Regions from separate parts of the Homo sapiens genome. Here region 2 is linked to region 1. The links are chromatin contacts, found by Hi-C in ENCODE. All regions are on one chromosome and are shown on one strand. The core of a region is the stretch at or near the end of the contact, and the rest is flanking DNA. Distances in the headings are between cores, read along the strand shown.

Evidence for each region. Hi-C counts contacts between places; a loop is a spot of excess contacts on that map. Pooled maps may share reads with other maps.
Region 2: a map with no recorded cell type shows a loop between it and region 1 (13-fold over the local background). The contact joins two enhancer-like sites. A Hi-C loop is called at or near these places in 11 of 37 single-sample maps with no recorded cell type and 5 of 50 pooled maps.

The regions. Positions count from the first base shown.
Region 1 is chrX:22,059,212-22,062,600 of GRCh38, forward strand. All of the region lies in intron 3 of PHEX (phosphate regulating endopeptidase X-linked), which reads left to right. Among named protein-coding and RNA genes, the nearest start is that of PHEX, 29 kb to the left of the region's middle. Within about 2 kb of position 1,565, at least 2 of the 41 ENCODE cell types and tissues checked have a DNase peak (open chromatin) inside an H3K27ac peak, as active enhancers do.
Region 2 is chrX:22,524,757-22,528,145 of GRCh38, forward strand. The region is part of intron 4 of PTCHD1-AS (PTCHD1 and PHEX antisense RNA); the gene reads right to left. It also overlaps the pseudogene RNU6-266P. Among named protein-coding and RNA genes, the nearest start is that of CBLL2, 250 kb to the left of the region's middle. RefSeq lists enhancers at 1,443-2,642, 1,571-1,700. Within about 2 kb of position 1,740, at least 3 of the 41 ENCODE cell types and tissues checked have a DNase peak (open chromatin) inside an H3K27ac peak, as active enhancers do.

The DNA.
Region 1 (3,389 bases), core at 315-2,814:
GAAAAAATTGCACCTTTGTTTTCACTAACCTCTCACAGAATTTTAGCATTTTCTTTAATTATGAATGTAGGCAACAAACCCTGGTACTATTAGCAGTGCCTGTGACTTTGTTACCAACAGCAATCATGATTATTTTTCTACCTTATTGCAGATGTTGCAGGTATCTTGAAATGTTATGTACACGTATCACTACTTCAAAATTATAGTAGTTGTCAGACTCAAAGTTAGGGCTTGGTATTTAATGAATTAATCAAATAGCACATATATATATTTCACACAGTAAAAAAAGTTGTGCTGTGTTTTGAAATACCTGTTTTTCTTTGTAAGCCTATGTTTCTTATTTTATGTACTTATAAACATTATTCTCAGAATGGTCCATAGGTTTCAACAGACTGCTCAAGAGATGTAGGCAGAAAAAACCATTAAGAACCCCAGTGTATGTAAGGATTGCTAGAGCAAGATTCAAGAAGGCAGTTTTATTTAGCTCCAGCCTCTTGATCCATCTTAATTCAGGTGCTTGGAGTGGCATTGACTATTACGTGGCCTCATGGGTCCACTCATGCCCAAATCTTTGAGTACTTCACTGTCTAGACTCCCGGGGTAATGAGCATGTTACTGACAGTTAATATGTGTTTATGAGGATATTAGATGAAACTGGAGTTTGTACCAGTACCAACCCTTGAACTGATTAAATGCAGTCTTTATGATTGTCTATGCCTTGGAACCTGTATATTTTCAGGTGAAATTACTAAGGCTTGCCATGTGCTTATCATGAAAGCAGGGCATTAAAGGTCAATTCTGGGCCTGGCAGTGTACATCTGTAGTCCCAGCTACTCAGGAAGTTGGAGAGGGAAGAATGCTTGAGCCCAGGAATTCAAGGCTGTAGTAAGCTAAGATTGTGCCACTGCACTCCAGCCTGGGTGAGAGAGCAAAGCCCTGTCTCAAAAAAAAAAAAAAAAAAGTCAATTCTTATTCGAAGTGATATAGCTTTTATGAACAGTGCAAATGATTGGAAATAGTAATACACCAAGTAGAGTGTTTATCCATAAGCAGATACTACATGGTGTACAACAGAGCTAGCTTGTTATTCAATGTTGAAGACAGGGGCTGTTGATTGAACTTAGAAGGGTGGGGAGTAAGGGAGTAGGGGAACTGCAAACCTGGAGGTGCTGGGAGCTAAGTCCTAAGGGTCAGATCCAATATATATAGCTTGGCTTTGTTGGAAGGAAGGAATGAACAGGGCCTTTGGTGAGAGATGACAGGAGATAAGAGATGTTGAAATCCATTGGTGAGATTTTTGACTTGCAGCAGGGAATGCTAAGGTTTCTGAGAAGTGGAGCAATAGCCTGCAAAATGCTATGCATGGGAATATTGGCTGAAAAAAATGAATGGGAAAGCAGACAAGGGGGCATTTTTGTAGCATAAATATTGCCACACATTATGAAAAGTTTCCTGTGAGTTAGCTTGAATGTTGTAGGAGGAAAGAAACATTTCACTTTAGAAGATTGTGGGCTAAATTTAGGTTCCTTTGACTAAATATAAGTTCCTCAGCATGACTAATAACACAGGATATGTGCATCCTGAGAAAGACGTATACACCCACAATGACACTTTTCCACCTGCCCACACCCAGGTCCTGTTTTACAAGGTTGGTATGTTTAAGTGTATTTTACTTTGCAGTTGTTCAGAAGGATTGCATATTTTTGAAAAACTACTTCCTGAAAGAGGATGACTGTTTGGAAAGGAAAGAAAAATCCTAGCTGGCTTTGGTGGTAACAGTTGGGAGGCATACCCACGTGAGCTTTGGTGGTAACAATTCCTGAAGCTTCTCCAAGGGTCCACGTGTTCCTGCTGTTGGTTGCCAGAAGCCAGAATAATAATGGAGCTGAGAATATGGGATTTTTGTGAGAAATTCCAGGGGCATTCAGATTTCACAGCAGAAGCAGATGACTCAGATGTCCTGCGCCTTAGAGAGATGCGTGAATCCCTTACCTTTACCATACTCTGAATTGGTCAACGGCAGAATGGAAGCCCTACAAAAATTGAAAAGTTGGTTGCATGCTAACATTCATAGTGGAACTGAGTTGAAAATTTTATCCTTGTATTTCCAGACTCTCTGATTAGATTGTTTTAGCTATGCTCTCACCCCCAATTCTGAGAACTTTTCAACTGTGACTGAGGTGTGGATGGGTCAAGCATCTTTACAATGTGACAAAATCCCCATTTCTCCTCTGATTTACTACTAATGGGGAGATAATTCATTACTGTGAAGTGAGCCTTTAATAGATTAAAAAAGTTGTAAGAATATGTCACATAGGGCAGGACCTAACAGGGCTGGGCACTTTATTGAGGTGACCTTATTTAATAATATCATTAGTTATCATTTATTGGACTCTGAACTGAGCTCCCAACACGGAAGATGTAAGATTTATCTGCATTTTACAGATGAGAAGACAGAGGCACCAAGCAGTATAACTAGCCCAAGGTCACACGGCTGATATGCAATGGAGCCAGGATTAGATTTGGGCCATTTGACCTTTACTGCCTGGTAAAAGCCCTGAAAACTAGGAAGGTGATATTATTCCTGTTTTACGATTGGGCAAACTGTGGCTTAGAGAGGTGTATTAGTCTGTTTTCACACTGCTATAAAGAAATACCTGTGACTGGGTAACTTGTAAAGGAAAGAGGTTTAATTGACTCACAGTTCTGCATGGCTAGGGAGGCCTCAGGAAACTGAAAATCATGGCGGAAGGGGAAGGAGGCATGTCTTACATGGCAGCAGGTGAGAGAGAGTGAGCAAGAGCAGGGCAAACTGCCTTATAAAACCATCAAATCTCTTGAGAACTCATTCACTATCACGAGAACAGCATGGGGGAAGAATGCCCCCATGATCTAATCACCTCCCATGACGTTCTTCCCTCAACACGTGGGGATTATGGGGATTACAATTTGAGAATTCTGCCACTGAACCACCCATGCGGGGATTAGAATTTGAGATGAGATTTGGGTGGAGACAGAGCCAAACCATAACAACAGGTTAAGTAATTTACCCATATTCACACAATTAGAGACCTATAAAGATACCTTCCAGAGTAGTATTGTCCGATAGAAATATAATGTGAGTCACAAATGCAAGTCACATGTGATTTTATGTTTTCTAGGAGCCACACTTTAAAAAGTAAACGTGTCAGCAGTTGGGATGATATATTTTATCTACCCCAATATATCCAAAATACTGTTATTTCTACATGTAATCAATGTAGAAAACTTACCCATGAGGCATTTTCTCTTTTTTCTTTCTTACTAAGTCTTTCAAATGTGGTGCATATCTTAAACTTGCAACCCTTCTCCATTTGGACCAGCCACATTGCAATACCCAGTAGCCTCGT
Region 2 (3,389 bases), core at 490-2,989, 470 kb after region 1:
AGCCTCCCGAGTAGCTGGGATTACAAGCACCCACCACCACGCATGGCTAATTTTTGTTTTTAGTAGAGACAGGGTTTCACCATGTTGGCCAGGCTGGTCTCGAACACCTGACCTCAGGTGATCCACCCGCCTCGGCCTCCCATAGTGCTAGGATTGCAGGCATGAGACACCGTGCCTAGCCCAAAACTTTTTATGATATATTAATAATATGTTTGACAAAGCAAATACTTTCAGTGTAATTATTCACATTGACTGAAAGAATCCTTTACTACAGCCCTCTATCTTATTGCTCACATAGATGATTCATTAAAAATCTAGATATATAGATGGCTAGACATGAATGTGGTATGGTTCTCAGAGCATAAGGTCTCCTAGATGGAGTAACGGAGGAGCATAACCTCTCCGTTACTCAAGGACTACTCTTATGCCTCCATCTCTAACTCATGGGAGGAATAGGAACATTGAACAGAGATTTGGTGCCTTCCTTTACTCACAGCTTGTACACAACTCACTGTGATGGTGATGTGTTTAGCCTGTGAACCTATGTAACAGAACTCGACAGGCAAAAAAATAGTTTCCTTCCACATTAAAAAGCAAACAGTGCAGCCATAGAAAAGAACGAGATCATGTCTTTTGCAGGAACATGGATGGAGCTGAATGCTATTATCCTCAGCAAACTAATACAGGAAAAGAAAACCAAATACTACGTGTTCTCACTTATAAGTGGAAGCTAAATGATGAGAGCTTATGAACACAAAGAAGGAAACAACAGACACTGGGGGTCTACTTGAGAGTGGAGGGAGGGAGGAGGGAGAGGAGCAGAAGAGGTAACTATCGGGTACTGGGCTTAACCCCTGGGTGATAAAATAATTTGTATAACAAACCCCCATGACATGAGTTTTCCTATGTAACAAACCTTCACATGTACCCCCAAACCTAAAATGCTAAAAAAAAACCAAAAAACACCCCAAAACAAAAAAATCTTTACCCCCAAAACCAAATAAAAACCCCCCTTGTTTTATCTAAATCATTATTAAATGCAGTCCTTCCTTAAAATTTTTACATTTTGTTATATTTACATAACGATAAAATCATTTCCCACTTGATATAAGAACAAAAATCTGTTAATTCATTATATTATTAGAATAAGCAAATTAATTACTGCTAACATCAAATTCATTTTAATTTCCATGACCGTCATATAGAGTTCTATACATAGAGAGTGGAACTCCACAATGAAAACGTGCTTAACTCTTTTTATTTCCTCCTCACAGCATGTTCTGCTTTAATGACATATTGAGGGAATAAAATACATGGAATTTTATTCTAGTATCAAGTGAGATTTTAAAATATATGTGAAAATATTTGATAAATGCTTTTTTTCCTAATGGGTGCACTTAGAAATTATAGTTTTAGGTATATTTATATTTTGGCCATATAGTCTCTTAAATAAGTAAAACAAAGCATACTGTAACAAACTATTTTGGTCAAAACTCTAAACAGTATATAGACTTCAAAATAACTTACTCAAAATTCATGAGATTTAGATTTCATGCTCAACTTATCAGGAGGAAACACATCCAAAATAGAAGTGGGTTGACTCTATAACTTCTACTCAATGGCTATATCTACATAACTGTGAATTAAAACAAACAAAAAACAAAAGCTAGAAAACTGAAATTGGTTCTTAGTCATTATGTCTAGTTATGACAAATCGAGACACTATGAGATGATTTTCTCCTCCGGAAACCAGGCATTCAAAGACTTCCAGTGACTCAGGATGGGAGTGTACAGAAGAGAAAAGAGGAACGAAGAAAGCACTGATGCAAGAAGACACAATTCATCAATTCATAACCACACCCTGATCTCCACTACCATAGCATTACAGCCATGATCTCTTTCAGCCTTCTCTCTGCCACTATTGCCCTCAGTGCTGATTTTAATAGATTTTACCTCTTTAGGATGGTAGTGATGAGGAGGGATACTGAACTACCGTGATTTGCCGTGAATTTTCCTAGGAAGGGCCCCAGGGGTCTGCCATGTAAGCGTAACAACTCTTATGTGAGTGTATCTCACTTTATACACAAACACTGTAATAATTTAATGTTATACATTTCTCAACCTGATATTATTTCCCTTTGATTATTTAGGTTGCACCTACCTCATGAGAAAGATTTGGAGAAGGTGTGAAAACTTTATCCCAAATCTTAGATGCTCTATAAATGTCTTCCATTTTATAAAGGCTATCTGAAAGAGAAGCAAGGACAATTCCGAAAAATTCTTCAATTTTAGGTTTGGTCAAACCAACAATAAATACAAAGAAATGGCTTCATCTGAGTAACTGATACTTCCAAGACTTGGCCATTGCAGTCTTTTGTAGATTATATAATTTACTAGTTAGATTAAAAATTATGGCAGGAGGAAATCTTAGAATGCTTTGGCTACCTATCTACGGATACAAAACCATGGTGTATAATTCCAACCTTATTAAAGCATTAGAACATTGGTTTTTAACTCTCTATTGGATTAGGACCAGGTATACTGGCACAGCTCAGTAAAACCTAAGATTGGAAATAATTTGAAATCTCAAAGTCATTGTCACCTTACCCATTTCACCTGGCTAATTACTTCCTCTCCTTTCATACAACCCAACAAATATGTATTCACATTAGTGGGGAAAAGAAGCTCTCCCTATATTTACACAATGGAGTGATTTTTGCCCTTCTAATTAACCAGCATGAGTCAAACGTTTAAAAGGTTCCAGAAGAAACTGTGCCTTCAATTAACATTCACAGTTTCTAAATTAATCACTGCTGACCTTAACATGCAGGAGTCTTAAAGACATGTTTCACATTTAAAAAATGGTAATTTTATTCAAAGAAATCTAACTACCTATGTTTCATAAGTGTTTGGTCATTGTTTTTCTCCTATCACTGCATAAGGAGTCCTAGAGTTTGGAGCATTGTTTCATCACATCTCTGGATAAAAGCCCTACAAATGATCTTGAGCATGATAATGATATTGTCTTCAATATAAAAATTAATAGTGACTCATTATACACTTTGAAAAATCCATACCATGCTCACTTCAGCAGCATATATACTAAAATTGGAATGATACAGAGAAGACTAGCATGATCCCTGTGCAAGGATGACACACAAATTCATGAAGCATTCCATATTTTTCAATAAATGTCCCCATCGGCAAGTTAGAAAGATCTCAAATTAACAACCTAACATCACAACTAAAAGAACTGGAGAAGCAAGAGCAAACCAACCCCAAATCTAGCAGAAGACAAGAAATAACCAAAATCAGAGCAGAACTGAAGGAGACCGAGACACAAAAAGCCATCCAAAAGATCAAGGAATCCAAGAGCTGTTTTTTTTTAA